Linked DNA regions of Homo sapiens: region 2 is linked to region 1. A link is an interaction called in ENCODE POLR2A ChIA-PET data of the cell type or tissue named here. Cell type or tissue: PC-3. All regions are shown on one strand. Links, peaks and the distances in the headings refer to the core of each region. The heading gives the core; the rest is flanking DNA.

Region 1 (5,379 bases), core at 105-5,104:
CATGACTTCTGACACATTCTGCCAGCTCAGACTGCTTGTCCCAACTTGAGGTCCAGGAAATGCAATCAGTGTTAGCAGTGCCATTTTCCACGCAATATCAACATAAACCAAGGTATAGATGCTGCCTCTGCTGCCACAAAGCTCTGCTGAGGTGTTTGTTACTCACAGTTCCCAAAGTCGGGGCCACACCATGTCATTGGGGGGCAGAGGTGTTCCACATGAGGAAGCACCCTGTCAGCCAGGAGGGAACAAGGGAGGGAAGCTGTGGGCAAGACCCCTTATCATGGTTTCCATGAGAAGGAATGGATGATGCTGGTCAGCAGGCTTAGGATGGGCTAGTTTGGATCATTTCAGCAGACTCTGGAGCATGGAGACTGTCCCTAATGTTTGAGGCCTAACTCTGGGGGGGATTAAGGTGAGTGGATCATGGCCTGGAGTGAGAGAGCTTCATGAGAGAAGTGATTGGGGGTATGGACCCTGGAGCCATTGGTTTGCATCTGAAAAGTGATTCCATGGGCAAATGTTGTTTACTGGTCTCTGGCAATTGGGTCAGCACAGCCTCAGATGTCAAAGGATCAGAATACAGAAAATAAAAGACATGGTTAAGACACTAACCCAGAACTAAGCCGTTTCTGACATAGACACAAAATACAGCTTCCCCTCCATCCCGACCCTACTCATACACACATCTGTCGGCCAAGTCTTTATGTCTAATAGGACACTCTTAGAAGTAAGACCAAAAAACCTCATGGATCCAAAGAAATGAGCTAAAAAGTAAGAATTAAGTCAGCCCCTTCAAGTTATAATAAGGATACCAATAATAGCCCATGCATAATAAGTGATGTCATGAAGAACATGTTACATGTTCTGCCCTGTGCTATATCCTCATGTATTACTTCATTTAATACATGACTTGTCTTCCTCAAAATAGGACAGATGAAAGGGCTCCATCCCTCCCCGTCGCTCTGATCCCTACACACAGTCTATTTCCACCACCTTGGAAGAGCTGCTGTTGAAACTAAACTAACTGAAACTTGGCCAGGCACGGTGGCTCAGGCCTGTAATCCCAGCACTTTGGGAGGCTGAGGTGGGCGGATCACGAGGTCAGGAGATGGAGACAGTCTTGGCTAACACGTGTGAAACCCCGTCTCTACTAAAAAAGTACAACAAATTAGCCGGGCGTGGTGGCAGGCGCCTGTAGTCCCAGCTACTGGGGAGGCTGAGGCAGGAGAATGCCGTGAACCCGGGAGGCGGAGCTTGCAGTGAGCCGAGATCGCACCACTGCACTCCAGCCTGGGCGACAGAGCCAACTCCGTCTCAAAAAAAAAAATAAAAATAATTTAAAAAACTAACTGAAACTGCACCGTGACCCAGGATTCTGGTACCTGCTGTTCCTGCTCTCTGGCTCTGCTGAACATCGCCCGGCACACCGGCTGCTGGAACTGGAACATGCCAACCCTCCCTAGAGGGAAAACAGTGTGTTGAGATGACAGAGATTAGCCCAGAGAGGCACACAGTGCTGTTACTCAGCTCCCGCTCGTCTTTAAAAGCCTGAGCCAAATAAATGATTAAGCTACAAGGATCTCATGTCACCCCGGGATAATAACAAGCTACAGGTGTGAATATAAATTGATGAGATAATCCTGTTATTACTAGAATTTCACAGGACAGAACTTGGGCACATGGTGGTGATTTGTGAGCCAAGGGATGTAGCGTGGTGGGGGTTTATTTTGCCACACCAAGTTTTCATTTGTTCCTGAAAATATTTCTTATGAAATATATATAAAAAATATTTGAAATGCTAAACTCTCCTAGGTTACATTACCCCAGTTAATGTAGGAATGTAGAGATCCGTTGATATATACACTTGAAATAAATACTTCAAAACTAGACTTGGACTGAAGGAGACTCTCTGACTTCTAAATGTATTACGCATACATTTACGAGGATGTACGAATTCAGAAGGCTTGTCTCACATTCTATAAACCAAACCAAATTTTCCACAAGTCAGGAAAGATTCCAAGTGTGAAGAAAGGGTGAGAGTCCTTAACAGAGTCATAAGTGGATTTTTACCCCCGTTTTATTAACTGTTCACTGTTAAGTCCGAAGAAGTGAGGGACTTCCAGCAGATCACAAGAGAGGCTGTGCACTGGACTCTGGACCTCTTGAGACAGCTCTAATAGTAAAAATGAATCAGATTTATGAAGAAGCTCTGGAAAAGGCTGCTACGTGACTCTACAAGTAATATTTTCTAGTCTAGTAGCTACCACCAAAGGAACACTGGTACCTGGGATACCACTGGGTGCTCACCCGTTCCAGGGTCACCGCAGCCCCAGAGCAGCCTAGGCAGAATGGCTTAGAACCTCTGGGACAAAACTTCCCTATTAAACATGGTTCAAACACTTCACTGCCACCAAGATCCACAGACCTTCACAAACATGGAGGATGCAAACTACATTTACTTTTCCAAATTTGCCCACTATTTCAATTTAAGACTGCCTTCATTAGATGACCCACGAGAAGATGTGGTTGCTTCGATAAATATGTCTCTATTTTATCATCTTCCTGGTGCTGGATTTGTGAGTCACTCTGTAAGGAGCTTGTTTGGTTTTTTTGTTTATTTGTTTTTATTTGTTTGTTTTTAAAGACAGAGTCTTGCTGTATTGCCTAGGCTGGAGTGCAGTAGTGCAATCATGGCTCACCACAGCCTCGACCTCTGGGGTTCAAGCAATCCTCCCTATTCAGCCTCCCCTCCTGAGTAGCTGGGACCACACCCAGCTAAATTTGTTTTATTTTATGTAGAGACAAGGTCTCTTTATGTCGCCCAGGCTGGTCTCTAACTCTGGCCTCAAATGATCCTCCTGCCTCAGCCTCCCAAATTGCTGGGATTACGAGTTTGAGCCACCATACCCAGCCTTGTTTTAAAAAATCTATTGCTTTTGGTTCAAAATTCTTTAAAGTCTGTTTTTTCACAAAAAAAAAAAAAAAAAACCCACCTGTTTTCTTGCAACCAGTGATGCTCTCCTTTCTTCTTCCCTTGCTCATCAGCCCTCCTCCCCATGAGAAGGGCACCTTGGAATCTTTTAGAAAGGATGCGGAGGTGAGGAGGGAGGGCAGGAAGTCCGGCTATTGTTTCGCCAGTCTCCCTTAACTTTAAGAAGAATTTAAAACACGCTCAAGGCATTTCCTTTTGACAGGCTATTAACAAAGCAGGGTACAAACTGGTCCTCAGAGAATGGCGATATTTTATCACTCTGCAAATTGATCAAATGTGGCTCCCGAGGTGCAAAATTAATGAGAACGTAAACAATTATGAAAAGGCAATAAAAGTGAACTATAGCTAGGCCAGGCGTAAGCTGTGTTTAATTTTTAGTTTAATTTCTCCAGTTTCTCTATACTTCTGAAATATCAGTCAGATTCATAGACCTAAAAATATGTCGGGGGGAGAGGTTTACACGTTCTATTTCCTTCCAACAAGTAAATTACCCAGTTACTAAATCAAGCCTTAGACACATGCATCTTATACCACAGAGGCAAATCTCGGTTTGGGGAACCAAAAGTTGTTTTAATAGGTATTATATGGCATTATATGCTTTGACAAATCAGTAAAAGTTCTCCTTTTTTTAACTTTTATTTTAAGTTCAGGGGTACATGTGCAGGTTTGTTGTATAGGTAAACTTGCGTCATGGGGATTTTTTATACAGCTTATTTTATTAGCCAGGTATTAAGCCTAACACCCATTGGTTATTTTTCCTGATCCTCTCCCTCCTCCACCCTCTGCCCTCCACCAGGCCCCAGTGTGTGTTGTTCCCCTCTATGTGTTCATGAGTTCTCATAATTTAGCTCCCACTTTTAAGTGAGAACATGTGGTATTTGGTTTTGTGTTTCTGCATGAGTTTGCTGAGGATAATGCCCTCCAGCTCCATCCATGTTCCTGCAAAGAACATGATCTCATTCTTTTTTATGGCTGCATAGTATTCCATGGTGTATATGTACCACATTTTCTTTATCCAATCCACAATTGATAGGCATTTAGGTTGATTTCATGTCTTTGCTATTGTGAATAGTGCTGCAATGAACCTACACATGCATGTGTCTTTGTAACAGAAAAATTTATATTCCTCTGGGTATGTACCCAGTAATGGGACTGCTGGGTCGATTGATATTTCTGTTTTTAGGTCTAAACTTCTTTCTCTCTAGTAACCCTCTGCCTTCAGGAGACCTTTCTATTCACTTTCACCTTCCTGGATAATTGCCCAGATGCAAATGTGTGGCAAAGGGAGGTCTAGAGACCTAAGGGGTCACAGGGGATTGTGGGAGACCAATAGTTTGCACAGGATGACAAATTTAGCTTTTCCTCAGGTGTCCACATCTGGGTGGTATCACCTTAGTCCAGAGCTTGTTTGCAAACAACAGATAGAGACCCTGACACACATTGGTCCGACTCCCGTGCAGCAACTCCCTGGCCCCTCCAGCTACCCACCCCTTGCCCATTCTTCAGGGCCCAGCTAAAGGCATTCTTCCTTTTCCAGGAGCAAGGGTAGAGGCAGGGCCAGACCAGTGAGTTTGCCCACAACAGGAGCTCTGAAACCACTGCACTCACTCTTACCAGGTCCCTTGGCTCTGAGTGTCTTGGTCTGATGGCCAGTCTGTTTCCTGTCCACAGGGTGGCTTCCCTGAGCTCCTGGTTTCATGAAGGGCTAGGTAATTAAGATGAGACCATCATAGAGGGTTTGCCTCTACTGTTTTTTCCACTTGACTGCTACAGAAACAATGTAGACAGAGTTTCCTAGGAGCTTTTGTCTTCTCAAAAGCACAATACCTGCCTTTAACACCAGTGGTAAACATACTAGGACTGGAGCCCATAGATCCATGAAAATTGCCCAACTATATGCCTGTTGTCCATCAAAAAGATCCTAAGTCTTTTGTTAAGCTGTCCCCCCCACCACCCATAGCTCTATATTGTTCAGTTATCATACTCAAAACTTGGAGGTCTGTCTGTTTTTACTAGAATCATAAAGTCCATTGACATAGATGTTTATGTTTCAGCTACACAGAGCAATAATATCACATAAGCTTTCCCAAGACTTGTCAACTCACCAGAGGGCATGCTCAGGATCACAGATCCTGCTTTTATCTTTCATGATGAAGACATTTTAGTTATAAGTATCTTTTTTTGTTTTAGTAGAAAGTTTTTAAATTTTTAAGCCAAACTTCCTTCTCCCAGCCTCACCCATCTCTCCAGAACCTTAAATAGTTGATCACCTCCTCCCCTACCTGTAGATGGAGCCACACCCACTCAAACAGAGCCTTTCTCAGCCATGTTTAAACATGGTCGGATGCTCACGGCTTTCAGAACTCACCCAACCCCATATCCCT
Region 2 (5,379 bases), core at 298-5,297, 530 kb before region 1:
TAGTGACTTAAAACAACATAAGTTATTGAGCCAGGGCTGGAAGGTCATCTGAGGCTTAGGGCCCTCTTCCAGCTCTCTGGTTGCTGGCAGAATTCAGTTCCTTCTGATTGTAGCACTGAGGTCCCCATTTTCTTGCTGGCTCCTGGGCTGAGGCTGCTTTCAGCTCTCAGACCACTCTTTGGTTCTAGCTACTGTGGCTGCTTTCTTCTTCCAGGCCAGCAGGAACATGCCTCTCTCTGACTTCTGTCTCAGACTTTAAGACCATAAGAATTCACCTGATTAGATAAGGCCCAACCGGGGCAGTCTCCCTTTACCTTAACTCATCTGTTAAGAGACCTTAATTGCATCTGCAGAAGTCCCTTTTGCCATACATTATAACACAAAGTGAGATCCCATCATATCCACAGCTCTTGCCCCTACTCAAGAGGAAGGGATTATTCAAGGCACAAGTCATCTTAGAATTCTGCCTACCATCGAAGAAAATTATGCCTCCAGAAACCAAATTGAAGAATAGCTGTCTGAAAAGGTTTTTCCTTTCCATCTGGGATGTCTTCTGTATTTAAAGTGGGTTTGTATTGAAAATTTGCATCAAATAACACACGATCTCCCAGCAGAGGGAACAGACACTCCCTTTGAAAGATTGACTAACTCCTATGACTCATCCTTGAGGTCACCTCAGGACCACCAATAGTGCAAATATCCAAGAGGGCTGGTGAGGGTCCCCTGAATAGTGTGCTCAATGGCTTTAGTGCATATGAGCAGCAATACCCTGAGCAACAGCTGAAAGCTTCTCCCATTAAAGGAGTTGGGTACCAAGAGTACACTCAATGGAGTAGACATTAGAGAGTACATGAAAGACAAAGAGGAGACTGAGGGTCTGATTGGGACTGCCCTTTCCCCCTCTCTCCATGGCTCCCAGACATGCATTTTTCAAGTTCCATAAATTACCCACACTCTGGAGCTTTAATGCGTCAGTCCATCTGAGGCTGAGAATAGGCTAAAGATGGTAGAAAAGGAAATATGGAAGAAATGAGGAATGTCCAGTTCATGTTTGCATTTACTGTGTAGAAGATTTAGAATTTTAATTTTTCCCAGCTTTGCTTCCAGTACTCTAGGGCCTCACTGTGAACTAGTATATGCATTCAATGTGTGGAATGTTGTTTTAGGCTGTTTCTGAAATCTGTAAAGAATATTGAGTAAGGTAGAGAAAAGCAATGCTTACTTATTAGACATGTCTGAATGGCTCTTCCCAAATGGCATGGTCCCCCTCACTCTACCCTTGAACCAATCTGAGAGGCCATGTTATAATTAATCTTAAATAATTTGGGAAAATTAGGTCAATCCTGGACCCAATAATTCTTAACAAGAATTCTGTACAGAAATATAGTTATAATTAAGCATTAATCAGGCTGCACTTCGGCCCACTTCCTTGTAACAGAAAGTCAGGTAGGCCTAGACACTGACCATCTGTATCCCTGTTGTTCTTATAGATAGCATCTCTGAGGTTAGAATCACAAGGCTTTTGCTTAAAAATTGCTTAAGATGTGGCCAGGCGCAGTGGCTCACGCCTGTAATCCCAGCACTTTGGGAGGCCGAGGCGGGCTGATCATGAAGTCAGGAGATCGAGACCATCCTGGCTAACACAGTGAAACCCCGTCTCTAGTAAAAATACAAAAAATTAGCTGGGCGTGGTGGTGGGCGCCTGTAGTCCCAGCTACTCGGGAGGCTGAAGCAGGAGAATGGCGTCAACCCGGGAGGTGGAACTTGCAGGGAGCCGAGATCGCACCACTGCACTCTAGCCTGGATGACAGAGTGAGACTCTGTCTCAAAAAAAAAAAAAAAAAATTGCTTAAGATGCTTTTCAGATCCTGAATTCCAGTGGAACAGCTCACACCAACCAGTTAGAAGACCCTCACCTCACAGAGGAACTGAATCAGTATGAGAATACAGCGTCTTCATCTTCTTGTCCAATGCCTTCACCCTGCACTCTTCGATCAACCACTGATCTCCACACTTTGGTCAACTCTAAAACCCTTAAAAACCCTAACCCTAAAACTCCTCGGGGAGACAAATTTGAGGTTTCCTCCCGTCTTATTCAGCGGCTCTGCAATGAACCCTCTTTCTCTGCTGCAACTGGCTGTCTCGGTGTACTGACTTGCTGGCTGCCCATCAGGCAGCGAACCTATTACGGTTACAGCCATTACTGGCATCTAGTGGTGGAGGGTCAGGGATGCTGTTAACATTTCACAGTGCATCCAGTAGCCCCACGACAAAACGTCAATAGTCCTGAGGTTGAAAAACTGTGGACTAAACCAAACCTCAGAGCCTGCTCAGGGTGTGTGACTTTCATTCAGGCCAAACTCATCCCTGTGATGGCAGGTCAAGAATAGACTGAGTCACTAGGAGCTTAGGACACCGCTGCCCCTCCTCATGCCTCTTCCCCAAGGAGTGCAAATGCTCCCTGCTCTCCATAGATGCCGGCCCCGAAGCAAACTCAAGACACTGGGTCGAGAAACACAACCTCCCATAGGGGCAGGACAAAGCTGCCTTCGCCCCTGGCCTGCTGACCTCCAGGGGCTGGTGGGAAGGAAGCAGCATTCCAGAAGCATTAGCTAATTACCGCCCTCTCTAGGACTGCATTCCTTGTCACAGATGCAAAACCTAATAAATCACAGTATATGTTCCTGCTTTTTACTTTCAGGAGAAAAAAAGCAAAAATCCATCAAAGGAACTAACAGAAGGGACTCTGTATACGTCTAGGTTGGTTATGCAGAAGCAGTTTAAGGTGGATAAGCTTGAATCGAATATGCCTTTCTCATGAACAACATTATTTTGTAGATTTATGTAGATTATGTTATGTTAGGTAAGTTCCAGAAAAAAAGAAAATAGTTTATCTTTTGGCGAAGGTGGGGGAGGAGGTTGTGGGTTGTAAAACCAAACATCCTAAGTGTTTCTGGCTATTCATATCTCTGAGTAAGGGAAATACTGCTTGGACTCCTTGCTCTGTGACCTTGGGCATGGTGCAGTGGCTTCCGAGCCTAACCAAACGGGTGCGAAGCCTTATCAGCTGTGTGTCCCTGAGCACCTTTCTTAACTTTTTCATGCCTCAGTTTCCTTATCTGTCAAGTGGAGATAATGCTAGTGCTTATATATAGGGCTGCTGTGAGAATTAAGTGAATAAATATTTATAAGGTGGTTAGAATAGTTCTTGACCTTTAGTTAATGTTGCCTCAATGTTTGTTGATTAATTCTGAAGTCCTTTATCAGCTGTAACACCCTGTGAGTCAATGGTCCTTTTCTGTTGCCTTCGACAATATTATGTAATCAAAATTCTGATCCCAAATGCTGACCTGAGAGAAAATGCCTGATTCGGAATGAGCCAATAGCAGCCCCATTATATTTTCTTTACTTGGCTTTCTGAGCAGCAGTCACATTTAAGGCGTTGCCATCAAAAAGGGTGAAACACAGAGGTGTTTGATTTAGCTGACTTTTGTCAGAAACTTGATTCACTGGACACTGGTTGAGTGGCCTCATTTTGGCTGAGATTTTCATTTGAGGCTTTCTGTGTTTCCACTAGATGGCATATCAGTTTGTTCCATTGTGTTTCTGCTGATTCCTGCTCCTCTTGGGTGTAGATCAATGCTCTTGTTCTGGTTTGGGGGAAGGCTGGTGCTGGAGAAGCTTCTAGAAGGAGCATGGAAACAGCCCCATTTAGCCCCAGGGATACAGAGATGTGGGGAGGTGAGATACAAGGCTCAGCCAGCCTGGAATGGTGCAACAGTCCCCTTTACTCCCCGGCCAGTTAAACCCTGGATTGCACCAAAATGACAGGCTGAGGGTCATCAGCTGTGGTCCTGCTCACTTCCTGATGACAAGAAAAGTGGCCCCAAGGCAATCCTGAGGACACTAAGGCAGTGAGAAGAAAGATAACCTACCCCCACTACATCATGCTTGGCTTGAGGGGACTGCCAGCTGCCAGCCTCCCAACCACACAAAACGAGGATCCAACCCAGCTCCCTTAGAAACAATCAGTGCCTGCCACTTCCTTCCAAGTCTTCTGGTCTCACAGCCTCCTCTGCTGGTGAGAGGCGACAGGAGTTTGTCAAACAGGGTGAATGACATATGTCCAGCATCCACCTGTTGTCTCAGTTATTAATAATGCCTCTTTTACTCTCAAAAGTGGCCCAGTTTGGAGAAGGAAGTGTGTGGTTCATCCTGCACTTAGCATCTTCTGAAATGCTGCAGTGGGGAGGTGGATTCAGTTACCTGGAGTGTGGATGTTGTGGATGTCCCTATGCATGGGAGTGGAAGTGGGCAGAACAGGGCTGCAGCCTGGGGGCTTCTACCAGGTCAGCTGGCAGAATTAGAATCTCTGCTCAGAAAGCCCTCCATGAGCCTGGCTATGGAAGGGCACAATGCCTGATGCCCTTACCTGCCCTTCCCTGCCTAGCGTGAGCCTGTGGGTGCAGCCAGAGGTGGGATGTGCAAGGTAGGCATAGTGGGTGACCTGAGCACTGGTGCTCCAGTGAGTGAGGGGTGGCAGAGCTGAGCACTGTGGGGTGAACAGGAGGTGATGACTTAAATACTACGTGGAATAGAGAAAAGGAAGAAATGGGGAAAGACAGAGAGTTTGCAGCCAACTCACTGACTGGCCTTGGGCAAGTTATTTTTTAGAGTCTTTCTTTCAACATCTGTTAAATGATGGTGTTGATAGATCGTGGCAGTGTTTTGGAGGAAAAGGAAGGATAAGGTGTATATCATGTCTTGTGGATTCTATTTCCCAGAACCTTAGTAGGTGTACTGCACAACAGCCTGCATTAATATTATCATATCATTACTATCATAATACCATTAATTTCATTGCATTGCAGGTACTGTGGCTGAACCTGAGCTCCAGACCTTTGAGATCCTGATGGAATTACAGAGGGTGCTTACATAGGGAGCAGCACAAACCAGCTCATATAAGGTGTAATGAGTTAATCATGTAATATGGAGGATGTTACTAATGTAATATGTAATGTGAATTATTGTGATATGTAGTGTGTATCAGTATAATTTGTAGTGTGTTAGTAATGTAATATGGTTCGTGCTGCAGTAGTTTGCTGTCTACTAGGATGGAGGACTTACATGGATGTCTGGGGCAATCTCCATCCAAATGAGCCATCCAGTTATGAGCATGCAAAGCAAACATTTCCTCCCAAATGTCCACTTACATTTATTGCTTTCATGAGACAGATGAGGCTTCATGGAGTGAAAAGCTTTAAGCACCTTTTATGGATTCACACAGAGCTCTCTGAAGGATGGGCAATGCACCTAGAAACCACAGAGCAGGGGGAACAAATGAAAGAGAGGCCTCAAGACAGAACTCACCTGGAGGGA

The links. Peaks named below come from ENCODE experiments on the same cell type or tissue, not always from the same donor. Only the 100,000 strongest peaks of a DNase experiment are listed, where the experiment ranks them.
Region 2: POLR2A ChIA-PET joins it to region 1 with 8 read pairs; 1 of 35 experiments calls an interaction of 5 or more read pairs at or near these places.

What each region holds. Positions count from the first base shown.
Region 1 is chr21:37,642,630-37,648,008 of GRCh38, reverse strand. The region is part of intron 3 of KCNJ6 (potassium inwardly rectifying channel subfamily J member 6); the gene reads left to right. The region is part of intron 1 of KCNJ6-AS1 (KCNJ6 antisense RNA 1); the gene reads right to left. Among named protein-coding and RNA genes, the nearest start is that of KCNJ6-AS1, 130 kb to the right of the region's middle. In PC-3, for the core only: no CTCF peak of the experiment used is centred there; no DNase peak of the experiment used is centred there; H3K27ac peaks cover 542 bases.
Region 2 is chr21:38,169,103-38,174,481 of GRCh38, reverse strand. LOC124905020 (a long non-coding RNA gene) reads right to left here. Exons shown (of 3, transcript XR_007067862.1): 2 at 5,214-5,313; 3 at 2,782-3,684. Among named protein-coding and RNA genes, the nearest start is that of DSCR10, 34 kb to the left of the region's middle. RefSeq lists an enhancer at 2,413-2,707. In PC-3, for the core only: CTCF peaks have their summits at 2,227 (motif pointing left), 3,886 and 4,088; DNase peaks (open chromatin) are centred at 2,621 and 4,061; H3K27ac peaks cover 784 bases.